2 separate regions of the Mus musculus genome follow, and region 2 is linked to region 1. A link is a loop called in an ENCODE intact Hi-C map of the cell type or tissue named here. Cell type or tissue: left cerebral cortex. All regions are shown on one strand. Links, peaks and the distances in the headings refer to the core of each region. The heading gives the core; the rest is flanking DNA.

Region 1 (4,400 bases), core at 299-4,298:
CTTTAAAGCATTGGGTATTTAAAGCCGAAGAGTTGATGGGCTTCCATCCTGCCTGAGGGTTAGGAAGTTCCCACCAAAACCCGTCAGAACTTAACACCACACACAAGGAAGCCATCTCCTGGCCCTAGAGCCAATGGGACATATTGCGGTGAGCTGTGGCGAGCAGCTCAGGGACTTCCGGGGCTGTTCATTAAGAAGTAAGTGAGAGAACCCACATGGTGAGGGAGTTCAGCTTGCCAGTGAATTAGAGTACAACTGCTTGATTTAAGGATAAATTATCTTCTCTTCGCATTCTGCACAGTACTTACTTGTGTGGGGGGGAAAGTGTTGAAATCAAGCCCTGATGGGATTTGCAGTGTCACCGTTCAAGAAGGTGTCTTCATTTTGCCATTAGGGGCACTGGTTCCCAAACACGTTCTGCTCATGTCATTCCCGGAGGTTGAGTTCTCTTCAAGAAGCCTAACTCATAAAACCTCATCAACTTCCAATATCTCATTTGTCTTTACTGTTGACTACCTTCAGTTACTGGGTTAGAGAAAGGTTTCCATATTTCCAGAATTCTTCATTTAACTAAGAGTGACGTGTTTAAACTGCCAAGGGGAGATTGTTAATGAGACCTATCTCGTCATTCTGTAACATCTATATCCAATTAGTAGAGTAAATTTTTTAAAAAAGCAGAATTTTATTTTGAAATGATTATGGACTCCTGGGAGTCTGTAAACATATTTACCCAACTTCCCACTGCTAATGCCTTATGTAGCTGCAATGGCATCCAAGCTGGTCAGTTAGGATTGGGACTGCACTCTTCAACTAGATGGGAGTCCTTCCGTAGTCTCTAGCTCCTCATAGAGCATTGCATCTGAACCTATAGAGAGGCCATGCTCGCTAACATTATATCCAAGGACCTTTGCTTCTTATGGAGTACAGCTTTTGACTAATCATTTCTGACACTAGCTTCTATTAAAAATGGATTCATAAGCCCTGTTACACCTTCCCAAGGGAGCAGTGAACCTGCACAGAAGACAGTAATTTAAGAGGGCATTACTAAGAACTTTTTAAATACAAGAGATACACGTATTTGCTTTTTTTTTTTCCATGAAAAAACAGTGCACCTTCAGAATGTTCTAGAGAATATTTTCTACAGAATGTCCTAGAGTATAATTTCTTTCATAAACACTTGGGTTCTTATATAAATATATTTCATTGTAAATAGCAAATTAATTAATATGAAAAATCTTGATCATATTGGGACCAGTGAGATGGCTCAGCAGGTAATGGCACTTGCCACCAAGCCTAACAACCTGAGTTTAATTCCTAGGACCCACATGGAGGGAGGAGAGAACTTACTTTCTTAAATTGTCTTCTCATTTCCACAATGCACAGGTGTGCATTTACACGTGTACACACACACACACACAATAAAACGTAGCGCAAAAGTTTTAAACTTAAATTTGATCTACTACTATTTAACTTTAGAAAAATAAAACCAACAATTATTTTCATCTTACATATAAAATGGTGCAAAAATATTTTTTTAAATACCCTACCTAATTTAGTTATTGGGAGATACTCTACTTTTAAATGTAAACTCTTTGCTCTAAAATATTTAAGCTGTAAGTAGTATTACCACATAGTACCAAGATGTGGCCATTTCCGTGTGTTTGAATACATTAGGAATGCATTAAAGTTCTGTAATCAGGACATAAATACTTCAGATCCTATTTTAAAGGACTTTTTAATGTAGTAATGAAATCCCTTATGTAAAAGTATCTAAGTCTGTGATTAACTAATACTTGACGACATTAGACATTTAAGATTACTTTTCTCTTTGTGTAATGTTTGAAATGTTGTATCTAAAAAGATTTCCCAGTGAGAAAAGAGTATGACAGGACTTTCACCCTGTTGACATCGCTTCCTTGGACGAGGCTGTGCTGCAGTACATTCCTCTGAAACCAGTTGTCTGTTCATTTGTGTGGAATATACACGTAGCTGCACACAAGCAACTGCAGTGCATCTTTACTTAGTCTCACTCCCAACCGTTTTCTGTCTCCTAAGCAAACAACTGACTTCCTTTAAATCTCCATCAAAAACGTGCAGTTCACGATATACTAAAATAACAGTGAAAACATCGTTCTCCTCTGTGATGTCAAGAGACTAGGAGTTCCCAAGGCTTAGCATAGCTTTAATTTGGAGAGCTTGCTTATTTATTAACTTTATTATGATATCAAGATTATCTGTAATTCTAATGTAATGCAATGTATAGACTATCAGTTTTCTTGCCCAGACACCTATTTTTTTTAGGTCTCTGCATGGCCTCACCCAAATCCAGCCAAACTCAGTTTTAAATTTTCTATTTGTAAAATGTCCTTGGCAGACAGTTCTAGGGACTTACACCTTAGTGCTTAGCTTCACAGTTCTTCACTCCACAACACCCACCCACCCATCCACGAACACCCTTGGCACGGGAGATTCAGCCCAGTGCTTCGTGAGTGCCTGTCACTCTGCCACGGATGTGTCTCCAACTCCATTGCTCTCTCTATAACAACTGCTTTGACAGCCCGGGCTCTGCTGAAAAGAAAACCAGAAAACTTCAGCTCACCCACACACAACATGCTTCAAGTCAGTGTAGCCGTGCAATGTGAAGAATAAATGAAAATACAATGGAAATGCAGGCTAGGCATCACCTTACTAGACAAGATGATGAGGCTATTTAAGGTGCTTAGCCTGGTGGGTAAATGACATTGAGAAGTTGCAAACACAGCCGGATTGAGGTCAGCTGTGTTAATGACTCGGTTCCAAGACCAGCCCTGTTGCTAGTGACCATACTTAAAAGTCATAGTTAGCTCGTGAATAATATAAAAACCAGTCTCCTTTGATTTCTTGTGTGCGGGTGTTGTGATCTGGTGTATTTGGAAACTGTTAAGTTTTTTTTTTTCTGTGTATTTGTAATTTAGTTAGATGCTAAGTCCAAAAAGTTATAAACTTCATTTTGTTTACTTGACTTACATAAATACACATGGAACATTTGAGACTTGGTGACTTGATTCTAGGAAGCTTTGTGGGTATTTATCTCTAACCGTACTGAAGACCAAGCTCAGCGGCTCACACGTGCCAGGACATTCTGTTGTTGTTGGCCGGACCGTTAAGCCTTTTAAAACAAACATTCCTCCCTGAGATAGGGGTGTGCCGTGTTCTATGAGACCCAGACCTGTAGGGCTGATCCTCAGAAGCCAATTTGTTTTGTATCAAGTCTGGTTCAGTACACGGGTGTGACCAGAGGTAAAGCCAAATGACTCGTGCGCGCTGAACGGCACATTCAGAATTACCAGTGAGAAAATGCAGAGTGATCTTCTGTGCCAAAGATGGTTTCAGAGCCTCACACCTATTGCCAAAACTCAATTTGTTTCCTAGTTACCTGGCTGGTGTGCACAGATCTTAAGTTGCAATAAAAACGCAGTAATAAATTTGTGGTTTTAAACACAGCGTTAGGCCCCAGCTTGCCCCTCTCCCGCTGGAGCTGTTCCGCTGCATTTGTCACGACCAACCTGACATTTCCATCTACCAGGATTTCCACTTGGGAAAAGCTGGAGCCCTGGGAGATCTGCAGGGCAGATCGGAACATGAATTCTCCCGTCCCATGTCAGTATTAACCTGTGGAAGCTATAAATTCTGTGTGTTGTTTGAGCTTCTAAATTAGCTGTTTGACGATCCATCAAAGGTCATTTTCTTGTCTCTGGGAGTAAACCCCTGTTTCTTTTTCTCCTGTTTTCCTCCTTTGTTGCAGAGATTAACCATTCCAAGCAGCTGCCCCAGAAGCTTTGCTGAACTGCTACACCAGTGTTGGGAGGCTGATGCCAAGGTATGCTCATTAGGGTTCAGATTTCGGAACCCTCACCTGTTCATCTTTGAGTTCCTTTTTTTTTTTTTTTTTTTAACAGCATTTGTCAGCACTCTGGCTTCAAAAAACAATATTGTTCTTTTGCTTTTAATCATGACCATGTGACTTGTTAAAAAAAACAAAAAACAGGAACCAAAAAACAGCTAACACAGTACATACTATAGGTGAGGCTGTGTTTTAAGCACTTTTTCTTAACTCTTGAATATAGAAGCTGATCCATCTCAACCTTGGCTCACAGATGGAGCCAAGGAAGCACAGGTTAAGTGACAAGGTTAAGGTCAAGCCCACATGGCCAGTACTGGTGGGGCTGGATGTGAACCCAGAGAGTCGGCCATGGAGCTCTGCCCTTAGCCTCTTCTCCATTGCCTTTCTCTCTAACAGAGGAGCAGAGAGAAGTTTTACCTTGGTAGAATCACAGTGTGTGACATCCCTGGACAAGTCCAGGGATGTTTCTGAGCTGTCACAGTAAAATTGAAGAAATTCCAATCCTAGGTTTTCATGC
Region 2 (4,400 bases), core at 223-4,222, 56 kb before region 1:
TTCCTGCATGTCCGGCTTGTGCTGAGTGTCTGTGCATAGGGGACAGGCACCCTCTGTGAGTTTACAGATGACAAAATGCAGGGCAGCTAACTTGTGACCCAAAGTCCTATGGTCAACACATGGTCAGTCTAGAACCCCAATGGTGTTCGCTTGCCTCTTGCCCATGTATGTATTCTCTCTCCACCGAGACACTCCTGGCCTTTGCCCGTGTCTTGTGCCAGTTGGTGCCTCCCATGCCCTGTTAACATATTTCTTTGTGACTAGAAAACTGAATACAATGACTGTACGTTAAGGCAAAAGCATCATGGAGATGATGAAATAAATGTAATTTTCCCTCATGTCCCTTTCAGATCCTGTTCCTGCCTGGATGCTATCTCTATTATTTTTTTCAGTGATGGTTTTTCTATTTTGTCTCCCAAGAAATGATGTTGAGTTATGCAGCTGCAGAAGATTGTACGACTGAGCAGCGCACGGAAAACATTACGGTCGAGTCGACCTTAATCAAAAGTTCTCACGCTGTTCTTTGTATTATTTCTCCCACAACTGCTGGGGGGCGGTGCTTCAGATCCTGGCGCTGGGATGCTGTGGAGAGCGGATTCTTTCCTGGAAGTGCAGAATAATAGATCACTTCCTGCTCAAACAGAATTCCCTTTAGATTGCTTTAAATAATATCCTGTCGTATCCATGGTAATCTGAAAATGGAGAAAATTCAAGTGTGTTAGGTTAAAACCTAGGAACCAAATTTTGCAAATCTTTAAACACTGAAATCAAACTGTAGAGTTTTATAAGCTACATGAATAAGGTCGTGTGGGCATGTACTGAGTTCATTTCCTTGTAGTACAGTTCTGTGAGGTGGGCACTGGCCTGTTCTATGGAATCCAGGGTGGCTTTGCATTGAAATGGCTGTCATTGTGAGTACCACTAAGAATCTCAAACATCGCCAGTGCAAACGGTAGGCTCCCTAGTTACCATACAGAATAATTTCAGCAACACCAGAAGAAACACACACTATAGAATCTGTAGTACAGCGACACTAAAATGGTTTTACATGCAAAGAACCCAGGATTGAAGACATCAGTAACTCATCAAAGTTCTTGGGCAACAGAGCCGGGCTCTAAGCCTGATTCTCTGGCTACAGTTAGATTTGTGCTTTCAGAGACAAAATCCCTTTAGTTAAAGTGATGTGGAGAAATTTAGGAATGAAGCTTCATTAGATAGGTTATTTATATTCGAAATATTGAAAGCATATAGAAATTGCCTTTTTTAGGATCTGAAGTTATAATCAAGACCCACTTTACTAAAGTGGGGAGCACAGGGATAAATGCACTATTATAAAAATGAAAGCGGACGTGAAGGAACACTTCACAAAAGAATAGAGTGTTCACTGTTAATACAGAGAGAACAAATACAGCTAATATCAACCAGGCCTGGGAAACAGACACTCTCTTCATTGTGGTATGATCACAAATTGACATTCCTGGCGTATATGAATTATCTATTGAAATGTTCATACCTCTTGACCTGAGCGTTTCACAGTTAATTATATATCATAGTCATGGGCAAACAAGTTCACCTGGGAAATGAAGAGCAAAGTTCATATAATTATTTTTGTAAAAAAAAAAATATTCATCACAACCTAAGTGTCTTCAGGATTGAGTAAATAAATTCAGGTGTCCTCCATCCTGGAACAGTAGCCAGGTACAGGAAACAGTGGTTCAGACCGATATCTACTGGCCTGGAATAATGCCGGATGCATATTTTATAAAACAGCTTGTAGATGGTGTACAATACTTTAGAGAAGGGCTGCTCTGAGATGGGATCCGCTTCAGTTCTCAGCAAGGACAGTGAGCAGGTGAGCATGGCAGTGTCTTTAAGCTGTCACGGAACAGGACTGTTCACTTCAGTTCTCAGCAAGGACAGTGAGCAGGTGAGCATGGCAGTGTCTTTAAGCTGTCACAGAACAGGACTGTTCACTTCTGACCCTATACTCTGAAATAAGTCACCTCTCCCGTCTGGCTCTTTCATCTGTAAAATGAGACAATTATGATTAAAATCTTTCTGGTTCTAAATGTAAATGCAGATTTACAAATGTGCAGAATGGAGTAGGACAGAGACTGCCCATCCTGTGTGTGTGCCATTTAACTGCAGGTACGGGAATGTCAGGGTGTTATCAGACTAGGACAAGTGCTAGAGACCTCCCTGGGAAAGTGCTCTTTCAAGAACAGATTGTGTTTCTGTCCTGTTCCGTTTTTGTCCTGGCTGCTGGTGGTTACTGCCACACGAGTATCACTGTGTCATTATAAAGCCAGAACTTTAATAACAGCAGGATTCAGAATATGTCAAGGCTTTCAAATCTACCAAAGTCTACCGAAACAAATAGTTTTAATGACACAAGCACAAAGCTTCTAAAAACAGATTTTGACGTGTTTATGGGCACAGCTCTCAAGACAATATAATTATTCCATGGAGTAGTAACATTTGTGTTTTGTGCAGATAAAAACCTTGCCCCCGTCTTCTGACTCGGTAAAACAGCAGACACAGCCGCAGCCCCAGATCTTAAATCATCCCGGTGCATGCTCTCATTTTGTTTTTCTGCTCTGGCTTTTCTCCACTAGAGGGGATAATGCTTTGTCTCCAGGGAGTCAGAGACTGCCTGCCTGCCTTAGAGAATATAAAGGAGATTAAGTAACACACACACACATAAAGTTATATGTATAGTAATTGACATTAGGTGCTCCATTAAACAATGAAATGCCACAGTATACCAGTTCTTCAGGACTTGTTGCCATGGATACCCAGTGTGATGGAGATGGGGAAAGAGTTGCTTAGAAATTCGGCAATTTCATTTTGAGGTGATGCGAAAAATAAACCATCCAGAGGTAGGAGCCATTAAACCATTCCTATATGCGTGCAATTTTCAAAATAAAGTGTAAATGTTTCAAAGTGAATATTAATTTTTTGGCATTTCCTTATATTGTTTATTGTTTTATAAGCCAAAGGGTGGGGCAGTTTTTACTTAGCTAGAAAACTATGTGACATATTTGGAAAGCAATATTTTAGTCAAAGGTGAGTAAAATCCAGCAAATATTGTAGAACCACGGAAGGATGGCAGTTGATCAGGCAGCAGTAGTCCCTTAGGTACACGTAGTAGCCTCTGAATGGATAACAAAGCAAACCCTGGGATGGAGCCGATGTAAGACAACTGTAATGTTACACAGGGTGGGAGCTAGGGCCAGGAAGACGGCAACTGGCAATGTGCTTTCTGGGCAAGCAAGAGGACCTGGGTTTGGATTCCCACACCCTTCATATTGAATCGTAATCTGGAACTGGGAGGTGGAGCCAGGATGACCCACATGGCTTGAGGCCAGCCAGCTAATCTGAATTGCTAAGTTTGGGGTTCAGTGAGAGACCCTGTCTCGAAAATAAGCTGGAGAGTGATTGGGGAGAACAGGTACCATTGACCTCTGGTGCACACACATGTGAGCACACATGCACGTGGGCACACATGAGGTCAGCTAACTACTTTGATGTTAGTTCGTATTTTCCTAGTTCTATGGGTAGTTTGCAGCCAGTATTCGATGTCTGATGCTATGAAATATCCCTGATCTCACCCCCAAACCATCCCAGTAGAAATTCAGTGGATTCTGTATCAAAGGCTGTGGGGAGGAAACGTGATCTGCTTGGGCTGCCTGTCACCCCTTTGGTCTGCAAGGTTAATTTGGATAATTGGACTGACTAGTCAGTATCCCCTTCCCTCATTCCTCCGAGTGTCCCTCTTGTAGCTATATGCTTGGCTGAGGAGGATGGCCTTTCCTAATAAAGAGGGCTGTTTCTTGGTCAAGGATATATACGTAGTCCACTCCTGTGTTAGAACCTTCAAGCTCTCAAAGATAGTCTCTAGGGATGAAAAGAGCTCTATTTTAGGACACCTAAAGGAATGGGAGTTTATCTAGCAGTATTCCCCACCATGCATGCTTTGTCAATAATGGAGACAATTTAAAAGTTAGTATTGATCCATCTGCCATGTGAACACCAAATTTACAATAGATGGAAACCAGATCCAGCCATGCCCATCTGGACCGGACCTATGACGACTCTCAGTGTCTCAGAAAAAACTCCCCAACCCTGCACCAGGCATTTATGCCTTTAAAAGGTCAACCCACAGCAACATGTCTCCTTCTCTGCTCCTGCCCCTCATCCGGGTGAGGGTGCAGTTCAGGTGAGGACAGGACACACCCCAGACAGGTGGAGTGTGTTCTACCTGCTCCCTGACTGCCGGAAGTTGCCTTTGCAACACCTCTTTTTCATAGCTGTGTTGCTTGCTGTTTTATCCTCCTGACACCAGAGATGGCTATCTGAAAAGAGAAAACCCCAGTCCAAAAAAAAAAAAAAAAAAAAAA

What was found. Peaks named below come from ENCODE experiments on the same cell type or tissue, not always from the same donor. Only the 100,000 strongest peaks of a DNase experiment are listed, where the experiment ranks them.
Region 2: it touches region 1 in a loop (2.3-fold over the local background); 3 of 42 quality-filtered maps call a loop at or near these places.

The regions. Positions count from the first base shown.
Region 1 is chr2:72,380,347-72,384,746 of GRCm38, forward strand. It overlaps Map3k20 (mitogen-activated protein kinase kinase kinase 20), which reads left to right. Exons shown (of 20, transcript NM_023057.5): 9 at 3,785-3,859. Among named protein-coding and RNA genes, the nearest start is that of Gm52556, 31 kb to the left of the region's middle. In left cerebral cortex, for the core only: no CTCF peak of the experiment used is centred there; a DNase peak (open chromatin) is centred at 2,495.
Region 2 is chr2:72,324,026-72,328,425 of GRCm38, forward strand. All of the region lies in intron 2 of Map3k20 (mitogen-activated protein kinase kinase kinase 20), which reads left to right. Among named protein-coding and RNA genes, the nearest start is that of Gm52556, 25 kb to the right of the region's middle. In left cerebral cortex, for the core only: a CTCF peak has its summit at 2,610; a DNase peak (open chromatin) is centred at 2,628.